Regions from separate parts of the Homo sapiens genome. Here region 2 is linked to region 1. The links are chromatin contacts, found by Hi-C or POLR2A ChIA-PET in ENCODE. All regions are on one chromosome and are shown on one strand. The core of a region is the stretch at or near the end of the contact, and the rest is flanking DNA. Distances in the headings are between cores, read along the strand shown. Region 1 has its middle 22 kb from the start of ERAP2. Region 2 has its middle 6.5 kb from the start of CAST.

Region 1 (5,448 bases), core at 12-2,511:
TCAGGATGCAGAAAGCCAGACAGGCACCAGGGATCTGGAGAAGAGAAGAAGGGGATAAGTGGGTGGTCTGTGCCCACAAAGTCCAATAAGAGGGAGCAGACAGAGAACCAGCAGAAAAGTGAAATGCGTAAAATATTGATATTTGGATCAGAAAGCCAACAGTGCCAATTTGATATGGTATCAAGTGGGAGAGACCAGTGAAAACAGAGACCCAGTGACAACTATGCCGTAAGTAGGGAGAAGGAAAATGAACTGAGCATAATTGCAGGGGCCAGTCAGGGATCTATGGCCAAAGGCCAGTTAATGGGATGAGGACCCAAAGCCAGAGCAGAAGCAGCCAGAAACAGCAGGAGAATTGATATAAGTAATTACTGAGAACAGTGAACTAGCTCTAGCTCCATAAATGTTCTTAAGGACAGGATGACTGCCAAGATACGACGTAGGGTTTGAATTTGCTGGAAGGAAAGCAGAGGTTGGTGTCAAATAGCTCAAACAGCATTGTACTAAAACATACTTATATCTCAAAAATGCAAATAATTTGTTCCTTTCAAACTAATAGTCAAGTATTTGCTCTCTCTCTCTCTCTCTCTCTCTCTCTCTATATATATATATATATTTTTTTTTTTTTTTTTTTTTTTTTTTTTTTTGAGACGGAGTCTCACCCTGTCACCCAGGCTGGAGTGCAATGGTGCAATCTTGGCTCACTGCAATCTCCGCCTCCCGGGTTCAAATAATTCTCCTGCCTCAGCCTCCCGAGTAGCTAGGATTACAGGCATCTGCCACCACGTCCAGCTAATTTTTGTATTTTTAATACAGACGGGGTTTCACCACGTTAGCCAGGCTGGTCTCGAAGTCCTGACCTCATAATCTGCCCGCCTGGGCCTCCCTAAAGGGGTGGGATTACAGACATGAGCCACTGTGTCCGGCCTGCTCAAAATATATTTATAGGAAAGATCGACTATTGCATGTGACTAAAAGAGAATAATCTTTCTTCTGTGTGTCCCAGCAATTTGGTCGTGGCCACACACAGTCATTCCCAACATTGCAGTTAACAAGGCTCACACATACACATATGTGTGTGCATGTGTATGTGTGTATATACTTGCATAAATTATTTGAGAACTGAAAATTCCCTTCTCCTACATCTTTCTATTCCCTTTTACCTACAAGACCAACAGGGAGATGTCTTGGGACTCAGATTCACTCTTGACTGTGAAATCAGATCTAAAAATGACTCAGGCTGTCAAGTAAGTGGGAGAGAAGTGGAAATGATCCAACGGTGGCCAAAGTTCCGCTGCAATTGCCTCTGACGGTTAGCTAGTTTTCAAAATGCCATCGCCCTTTTCTTTGGAGCAAAGTTCCTGGTTTCTGTAAGTCATGGAAAGGAACAGACAGTCTTCACTGTAAAATCACAGAGTTCTATGCAATCGCTGGTGAAGCTCCACAGAGAATGTTCATCTGGTTCCACTGCTGCCCACCCACCTGGGTTTTTTTTCTTTTCTCCAAAGTTTTTCTGCTACAAAATTGTCTCCAGTGTGAGATATAGACAATGTATCCTGTGAAAGTAGTTTCAACAGAATCTCTGTTTACATTCTTAGAGCTCAATTTCATGGATATTTATTCAACTCTGCAACAATCTAGTCTTTTAGAACATTCCTTATCATTAATCGAAAGTGTTTTTTAATAGGAAATAAGGGTTACATTTGTTGTCATTATAATAATGATGCAATCATAGTCTGTTCTCCCATAATGTGTTTCTTTAATGTTAATTATCTCTACCATGACTGGTAAAGAGGAGGCTGAGGTCAGTGGAAGTTATGTGGGTTTATGCAATTTCCCCCAACATGCTAATGTTTTAAACCCATTATAGTCAAGCTTTCTTACTAATAGAGAAAAAACTTCATAATATATTAAGACTTTAAGATAAAACCTATATAATCTGCAGAAATGCCTTTCATTTGTGTAAAATGTGACTTATTTAGTGGTTTGAAAAACTGCTAGATTTTCTATATGTTAAGCTCTTTGGGGAGTTTCAAGAAAAGATGAAGCCTGAAGATATTTCTCTCATGTTAAAAAGAAAATTAATGATTAAAAAGGCTACCCTTGGATAGTATTTTAAGTTTTGGTTAAACTTCTTTCTATAGAAGTGACTGTTTCAAGGACATTCATTTTAAAAGAAAAATAAAGCATGACTCCATGGTAAAAGGCCACAAGGGTTGGAATGACTGAAATTTTATGGCAAATGCCCATGGAAATTGAACCATAATAGCATAATTTCTTATTAGGATTCTAACTGTTTGTGTTAGAGTCTTGATTTCAAACCTGTATTGGATTTAAATATCTTATTATTAATGCATTTTTCCCAAAGACCCTATTATTTTTAGTGTGCAATTTTTCCAAAATGTGAAGTTTTCTGGGGACACACATGGTATCATTGTAAGATGCCTATACTTGGCATTTGAACAAATAAGACAAAAATAAAAATTAAGAGTGCTCAGAGGTTTTTTTTTTGTTGTTTGTTTGTTTTTTCACATTGGCCTTCAATGATTTGAGTGCATAGACCTGCTCAAAGTGATTCATTTATACATCCAAGTTAAATTATGGACTGCAGACCAGTTCAAGTATGTTTACATACTTGAGGTATCTATTGAATCATAAACATAGTACTAATTTGCAACATTGACTGCAGTCTCATAATGACATTTGCCAGATAGACACTGCTAAGTGGTGTCTTTGCATGATCATCTCATTTGATTCTCATAAGAGATTTAGGAGGTTGATACTATTATCCATATTTTATAGATAAGGAAACTAAAGTAATTAGCTCGATAACATAGCTGTGTGTGTGTGTGTTTGTGTTTATTCAAGATTTGGGAGGGAAGGCAATGGTTAGAACAAGGTTATTTGACTCAGAACAAAGTCAGAAATGGCTGCATTCACAGATTTCTTTCACTGAGGTGACATCTTTCAAAACCCATCTTTTACCTGTCCTTTATAAATGAATGTTTCTTCCTCTGTGGGCACAAATGCAATTGCTATCACTGTTAAGAGCATGTATTATTTTGTTCACTTTTCTAAGGTGCAGAAAAGTCCTCATGCTTCTTTTTTTTTTTTTAGAACTTTTAAATAGCCTAAGGTTGATTGATCATACTTGTAACTGTGTCTTCTACTACCTTAGGTACTCGCTCACAAAACACATTTAAAATACTACATGAAGTGGGTGATCTTTCCAAAGCCACAGTTCACTGTGAGTTCCAAATTCTCATCTGCCACTGGCCTGTGTGCAAAATGAGTTTTGCCTTTTTAAGTTTGTTCCCTATTCTATGATGTGAATAAATACACATCATAAAACCCTTCCTGGGAGAAGATGAGTTCATTGAGCCAAATTAAGTTGATTGTAGCTGTCCTCTTACCTAAGAGCTGCTTTTATATCTCCCAGTTCTAGACATTTGTTCATCTGTACACACTTCTAACTAGAGATAAGTATATAAGGCATTGATATTGACTTTTGGAATAATGCTTTTGAAGTCGGTAGTGTACCTAAGGCAGGTTTGGCCTCTCTGTCCTGGAATCATAGAATTAGATTTACCTGCAGACTTCTCATCTCTTTCCACTATAGTCTAGATCCTGTTCTTTCCTTCTTCTGCCCTCAGGTTGCTTCAAACTGGGGCAGAGAGCAAACAACCTCTCCCCTGGGATCAGGGGCTACAATATTATCTTTAGAGAATAAAGTTTGGCTATTCCTTTGTCAGTAGGTTTTTGGACCTAAAGGCTCATTTATTCTTTCTGTTTTAGCAGAGTCTCTGGCCTTGATCCCTTATGTGCCTAATTCTGCATTTGTTGAATAAATGGACAAGTGCATGTCCTGCCAGCTCAGTCCAGTCTCCCAAGCCTGCCCCTGGAGTGAATCCAGGGGCATGATTTCTAGCAACCCAAGAGAAGGGTTTTAATAAAATGTCTGAGAAAATCAAATTTAAAGTCGTCTACAGTCTACTTGTCACTTTGCCTCATTGTGGGTAGAGTACACTCATTTTTCATGGTGGATGAATCATAAGTTAATTTAAAACAGTTTAGCCATGAAAATTCCTGTAGCATGTGCAGAAGTAAGATTAAATTTAAGGCAATAATAATTCCCTGCCAAGAGAAAATGAATATATTCATCAACGTACTTCATTTGAAAAGTAATTGAGTCACCATTTCTATTCACATTACCATCTGAACATTGTAAAGCTAAATTTAAAACTACGGGATTTTAAAATGATTTTTTGAAAAGTCTATTTTAATTGTCAGCCTTGAATATAGGACTTCGCATCTAAAATCTTGTTCTTTCAAAAGTAGGAAAGTACTAAATTTATGGAAAATTATACCATTTTTGTTATTGTTAAATAGGGAGACTATATCCTGCCCTTAAATTTTAACTAGAAAATGTGGGGAATGGAATTTTTAAAAACATTTCTTTCAAATCAAACCTAAGAACGTACTTTCCTAGGCTAGAAACCTAGATGTGTAAAAATTGTATTTAAATTTTCTTTTCTATGTCTGACTTCTACTTTGAGGCCCAAAGCCACCTGCTGATGGAGACATCAGGGTTTCTGTACTACCTGGAGGTGGGGAGGGCACTGAATATTACACACAGATGGGAGAGGTTGGAGACACGGATCTGTCCACACTCAGCATTTGTCCATGTTAGCATCCTTTCTCATAAAAACAATATTTTATCTATGTCATTTCTGCCAGATTTCATGATCCTGAGTATATAAGGCCAAAACATTTTTTAATAATAACATTTAAATCATAATAAAATGTAAAAATAATAGAAGTGGGTGTTTAGAAGTGAATCAAGTTTAAGCTTTTCCCACAGAGTAAGTTTGTTGAATGAATGAGTGAATGAGTGAATGCCTTAATTACCACGCTTTTTGGGGTTGGGGGCTATTTGCCCCTCTCTCCACATGACAGAACTGCTCTAAGTTTCTTTGCTGCTCTTCTCAGCTGTCAGACGGCTTGCTGCTTGTTTTCCACACCACCATGTCTATTCTGTGCTGTCCTTTACTCTGCCTGTTTTTTTCCTTTTGTATTTCTTCTGGCTCTTGTCCCTTTTCCCACGTGTCTCAGCTTTCCTTTATTGCCACTTTCAGTCAGAGCAGTCCTGTGCTTCTGGTGCCGGCATACAATACTTACTTGAGTTTCTTGGCTTTTCTTGACTGTGCATCTCTTACTTCAACATAGGAATAGCCTGTCATAGAATTTCTCCAGTTCCAGGGCTCAAGAGGGAGAGTGCCAGAAAATTGAGACTGTTTTCCCTGTCTTGGATTGAATTCATAAAGCAAAACCAGTGTTTGTGTGAGGGTTTGCTGTGTCATGCCTATAGGTTGTTTGGGTGCAAACCTATAGAATCCAGCCTGGGAAAAGAAAGAAACCAGAGAATAGCAGCATCAGAACAATGCTTGA
Region 2 (5,609 bases), core at 190-2,689, 200 kb after region 1:
CAGTGCCTCATGTATGATAATTGTGCAAATAAATGCTGGTTGCAATTATTAAATTGCATTTATTATTAATAGTTAAAAATTTCAAAACCCCTGAATGTTCTTTGGACAGGGGCAAAGCAGTTTTTGTTGGATCCCCAGTAAGAAGCAACCTCCTGTCCAATCAATGAATGTTATAGATCTGTTTCCATTCAACCAGCATTCCAGACATTCTGTAGACCATAAAATGAGCCACAGCTGAGCAGTACCCTAGGAAAGCTCTAATCCAGACCCACATACCTGAGCTGGCAGCCAGAATTCACGCTGATGTACTCATTCCCAATAATGGGTGCTTTTTCCATTTTTCCATTTCCTTTTTTTTTTCTTTTTGGTTTGCTTCTTTTGTGTATGTGCTGATAGAGTGGCTGGTTATTTGAAATAACTTTAACATTTGTTAGGCAACAAGAAACCAAATTTGGGATGATGTGTGCATGGTAATGAACTTACTAAACCCAAAGTACTCCCGTGTTCCTGTCCTGGGATAGGTGCAAGTTCGTCATGGCCCCTCAGATCTGGAGGCAACACAGAAAACTGAGTCACAAAATTACATTTTTTTTTTTCAGATGGACTCTCGCTCTGTTGTCCAGGCTGGAGTGCAGTGGCATGATCTCGGCTCACCGCAACCTCCACCTCCTGGGTTCAAGTGATTCTCCTGCCTCTCAGCCTCCTGAGTAGCTGGGATTACAGGTGCCCACCACCACGGTCATCTAATTTTTGTATTTTTAGTAGAGATGAGGTTTTGCCATGTTGGCCAGGCTGGTCTCGAACTCCTGACCTCATGTGATCCACTCGCCTCGGCCTCCCAAAGTGCTAGGATTACAGGTGTGAGCCACCGTGCCTGGCCTACAAAATTACATTTTCAGACTAGCAAGTGTATCTCTGGAAATCAAGTTATATTTTTGAAATCTTGCCACTTTCCACTAACTTTCATTTTTCTCCCACTCACAAACACCATCTTATGGAATTAATTTTCTATATAGAAATTTTTGCAGCCCAAATATCTGTACAGCCAACTGCTTGCTTCAAATATTTACCAAAGCTAGATTAATTTTTTAATGTGCTATTTCTGTCTGGAATATATCTAGACCAAGTCATTCATAGGAATCAATTTTTATTATAAGAATTATCATATTCTTGTCATATTGAAGATTTTGAATCAATTATCTTTTCCTTTCTATATATCCTAACCTACTCCCTCCCACTCAAAAAATTGTCATCTAAATTTTCCCAGGCCTAGACTTCATTTCCTCCCTCAGCCTGTCTTTTGTCCATTAATAGGTATTTCTTGTAGCCTATCCAGAAGGCATGTAGATTGGGACGATACACTGAGCAAACCACATTTCTTCACTATAGCAAAAAAGAAACCACAGTTGGTCATCATGGTGACTCACCCCAGGCTTCTACCGCCACACCCAAACCACACAATACTGCAAACTCTTTGGTTAGATTTAAGGCAGAAAATAAAGCCATCCTGCAAAGCAAGATTTTTATGTTCCAAGGTACGCCTAAGGTCACCTCTCTTTGGTGTTTGATTATAAAATAGTCTTGATCCTTCTTGTTGCAGATCACTTCACATTACATATTTATTGGTGTCAGGTTTGTTTTCATTTTTGTTTCTTTCCCTGCATTTGTTTCCAGCTCAGATTATTGTATAAAGAAATGTGCCATTTCTAAGAGGTTCTTCAATTGCCTGCAAGCCACAGTGTTTTTTTTTAATTAAGAAAAAGTGTCTCTTTGGATTTAATACTCAAAGTCATTTGGGGCACATGCAGAATCTTGATTCCTTTGAATCAATATATAAGAATTCACTAGTTTCTAGAAAGAAGAGTTAAGAGCATGCACCAGGGGCCATTTGGAATATCTGCCCGGCTCACCCCTGTTCCTCCTTTGGAGTAGAATTCCAGATCCCATCATGGCTCCCCATTGCTCTATCCCTCTTCTCCACAGCCCACAGTTGACTGGACCAATGGTAGACCTGACTTGAACTGACCCAAACGGGCAGGTTTTCTTTCCTCATTGGGAGGTGGGGACTGAGTAATGAAATTAAGATGAAGATAGAGGAAAAAACTTTCTGGGTGCTAAAAACCGTAACGTGAAGCATGTAGACCTGGGCTTCACTGTGGAAACTGAGGACCCGGAAAGTCAGCCCGCACAGGAAGAAAGAACAGGCCTGCCAGGGAAGCAGAGATAGGAGGAGACAGAAGAGGGCTGAGCTTCCTTACGACCTTCCACTTAATGAGCTGCACTCTCTAGTGAGGCCCAGTTGCACTCAAAAGGCTTTGGTTCTGGGACGTACGCTATAGCCTTCAAAATAATCTCCCCTCATTTTTGTTTTAACAGTACAAGTTGCTTTTTCTGTTATTTGTTAACCAAGAGTCTCAACCAATTCAGAAACTAAGCAGAATATGCATAGAGTATACAAATTGTTCTTAAGTAAAGTTCTCAGTAATTTTTCCAAACTTTTTTTCCCCGTGGTCCTCAGTAAGAAATACATTTTACATTGCAACTAGTACATATAAATGCACATGATTTGAACATGAAGTTTCATGGAACAATTCTTCATTATCTATGATCAGGTAAAAACAATGAATAATGTGAACTATGTTTTATTCATCTGTAAACACAAAGTGGAAACAAATCCAAAACAAACAATAAAAACTAAAAATTAGGAAATATTTTACTTAATGCTCCAGCTATCTTTGCCTGTTCATGTTTATTACAGTCTGAGACACATGAAGATAATGCTACCTGCATTTCTGGTGCACTGTTCAGCCAGATTTTTTTTGTTGTTTTAATTGGCTGAAGATTGAAAATCCCGATTTACACAAATAGGCTCTTGAGAATGTTAACAGTGGCAGCATATTCTGATATTCAACTTCTGTTCTACTTTATTCAAATTTCTTTTTTAAACTGTTGATGATGACTCACTAAATGTCATAACCAACTATTGTGCCCACAGTTTGAAAAACAGTAAGCCAGAATATATTGTTAAATTGCCTACTACTAAGATGAGCTAAGATAAGGCAAATGCATTGCAAGTATCTGCAGTAGATCCTTATTTGAGCTCAGACATCTGTCCTTTTTTAAAGCTCTCTAGAGGGGAATCCCAGTTTTTCATTCACTACTGCAGATCATTTGTAACAATTCTCTTTATGTGGAGAGCCATCTGCATTTGACTGCGGACTGCCATTCAAATCCATTTCTTCTTGTCCAGTTTTCAGAGAAGATAAAGAATAGGTACTCTAAAGCTTCTCTTTGCCTGGGTCTATCCTTCTCCCTGCCTTTTCCCTCTTATCCACAGAAAGCCAGCTTCCCAGCCACACTGGTCTCCCTACTGGACCATGCATGACCCGTGCATGCACTTTCCCTTTCCTGCATTTTTCCATGTTGCTGTTCTTCCGAGAGACATCTCCCATCTGGTTATCTAAATCCTGCACATTCTTCAAGTAGCAGGACATGTTTACCCACCATCAGGTCTTGCTCATCACTCTGCCCCACATCTTTTTTGTCCTTTTCTGATCACCTATAGGTCTTGAAAGGTTTCTATTCCATATTTATTGACACAGAAAAATATTCAGTATCCTCTTAGAAGGACAATGTATTTATAAAATAGCATGTACATTGTAGAGCTAAAGATAGAGCTATACATCAAGAAATTAACTAGATGTGAGCATTTGGGTAATTCTATTTTGGTTTTATTTTCCCAGTTTATGTTTTCTTAATGTTTCTTATATTTCTTAATGGTTCTTGCAATAAACACATAGTATACAATAAAAATAATAAAAGGAAAGTCTTAACTTTTGAGCTAGCTATGAAGGTCTTTTATCATGTGAGCCCTCCCCAAATTTAACACAAATATACATGGTCTTTATTTGTTCTCTTCTTGTGTGCTCAGCTTCCACTTCCAAATGTATTGCAATATTCTTGAAAATCCAGATGCCCCTTTTTTGTTTTTTCTTACTTTTCATTTTCCAATTTTGATATAACAGCAAGTTATTAATGAACTTACTCTTGATAACATCTGAGTGTAGTCAAGTAAAAGCTTATGCTGTGTATGTCTAGAAGATATTTGTGTTATATTTTACTTCCTTCAAACCACTGAAAACTCTGCAAATATTACTTCTCAGATTAAAATATAACATCGGAGAAAAAGAGAGTGCTTTGTTTTTGAAACTGGTAATATACAGTAGCTATGCACACTACACGTGAGGTTTTTTTGCTTTCATTATGTACTCCACAGTTTGGTTTTCTTAAGAAAAAGATATAGGAAGCATAAATGAGGAAAGTAGTGAAAGTGAAAGAAAGGTAAGAAAAAGAATTGAAAAAAGAAAATGGGCCGGGTGCGGTGGCTCACATCTGTAATCCCAGCACTTTGGGAGGCTGAGGCAGACAAATCAAAAGGTCAGGAGTTTGAGACCAGCTTGGCCAATATGGTGAAATCCTGTCTCTACTAAAAATACAAAAAAATTTAGCCAGGCATGGTGGTGCACACCTGTAATCCCAGCTACTTGGGAGGCTGAGGCAGGATAATTCCTTGAATCCGGGAGGCGCAGGTTGCAGTGAGCTGAGATCGCACCACTGCACTCCAGCTGGGCAACAGAGTGAGACTCCGTCTCAAAAAAAAAAAAAAAGAAAAGAAAAGAAAACGATAAGGAGAAAGGAGAGATACAAGGGAAGAGAAAAGAGAGAGGGGAAGAAGAAGAAAAAGGAAAAAAGGATAGTTAAGCAACAAGAATGAAAAAGGGGAAATTAAGTAGTATTTTTAAGGGGAAACAACAAATATTAGACTAAAACTACCACTAGAAAAATACAGAATAAGACTCATAGTTATTTATTTATTTATTTTGCTTTTCAGTCTTTCAAATACTTAAAGATAATTATTTTGGCCCCCAAATTCTTTTTTCTTTTCTTTCTAAAGAAGCCAAAATGAAATATTCCTTCGTCTTCTAAATATTGGGTTAAGATACAAGATAAAGATCTGAGAGAAAAGAAGAAAAAGAAAAGAGCTTTTAAATAATTTTTATTTCATCTATGATTTACCTTTTGCTTACTCTAATCTAGGACTTTATATGCATTTTATAAACCTTCACAGCAATGTTACGAGGTTTTATTTGTACCCTTATTTTACAGAGAAGGAGATGGGTGTTTTAAGAAGGTAAGACTTCATCCACAGCTGGGAGGTGGCAGAGCCAGATTCCAAAGCCAGGTCTACTAACTACACTTCCTCTCCAAATTGTTGCCCTTTCTGGAGCAACAACTCAATTGTTCTCTTTTAATCATCTGTTTTTCTAGGTCTCCCAGAACTCTCTAGATGAGACAGCATTTATTTATTATGAATTTATTATGCAGTTGACTTTGAGGAAAAAAATGTGATTAAAAACACATGTCTGGCATAACTTCAATACCAGGTGGGGTCTAGCCCTGCCCCAAGGCAATGAATCTGGACTGGTTTGCCTACTCAGACACAGAGACTCCCTGTGAGGTCTGATCCCACCCTGAGGATATAGGATAACTGTGGCACAGAGTAGATGTGTCCCTGGAGCCTGTGAGAAAATATGAAGGCAATCACTAAA

What was found. Hi-C counts contacts between places; a loop is a spot of excess contacts on that map. ChIA-PET counts read pairs that join two places held with the same protein, here RNA polymerase II (POLR2A). Pooled maps may share reads with other maps.
Region 2: a pooled map shows a loop between it and region 1 (2.0-fold over the local background). The contact joins two enhancer-like sites. A Hi-C loop is called at or near these places in 6 of 50 pooled maps. POLR2A ChIA-PET finds 5 or more read pairs at or near these places in 2 of 52 experiments (PC-9 and activated CD8-positive, alpha-beta memory T cell).

Annotation. Positions count from the first base shown.
Region 1 is chr5:96,851,518-96,856,965 of GRCh38, reverse strand. It overlaps a transcript of ERAP1 not described here. Among named protein-coding and RNA genes, the nearest start is that of ERAP2, 22 kb to the left of the region's middle. Within about 2 kb of position 1,261, at least 5 of the 41 ENCODE cell types and tissues checked have a DNase peak (open chromatin) inside an H3K27ac peak, as active enhancers do.
Region 2 is chr5:96,653,086-96,658,694 of GRCh38, reverse strand. It overlaps a transcript of CAST not described here. Among named protein-coding and RNA genes, the nearest start is that of CAST, 6.5 kb to the left of the region's middle. RefSeq lists an enhancer at 752-1,951. Within about 2 kb of position 1,439, at least 5 of the 41 ENCODE cell types and tissues checked have a DNase peak (open chromatin) inside an H3K27ac peak, as active enhancers do.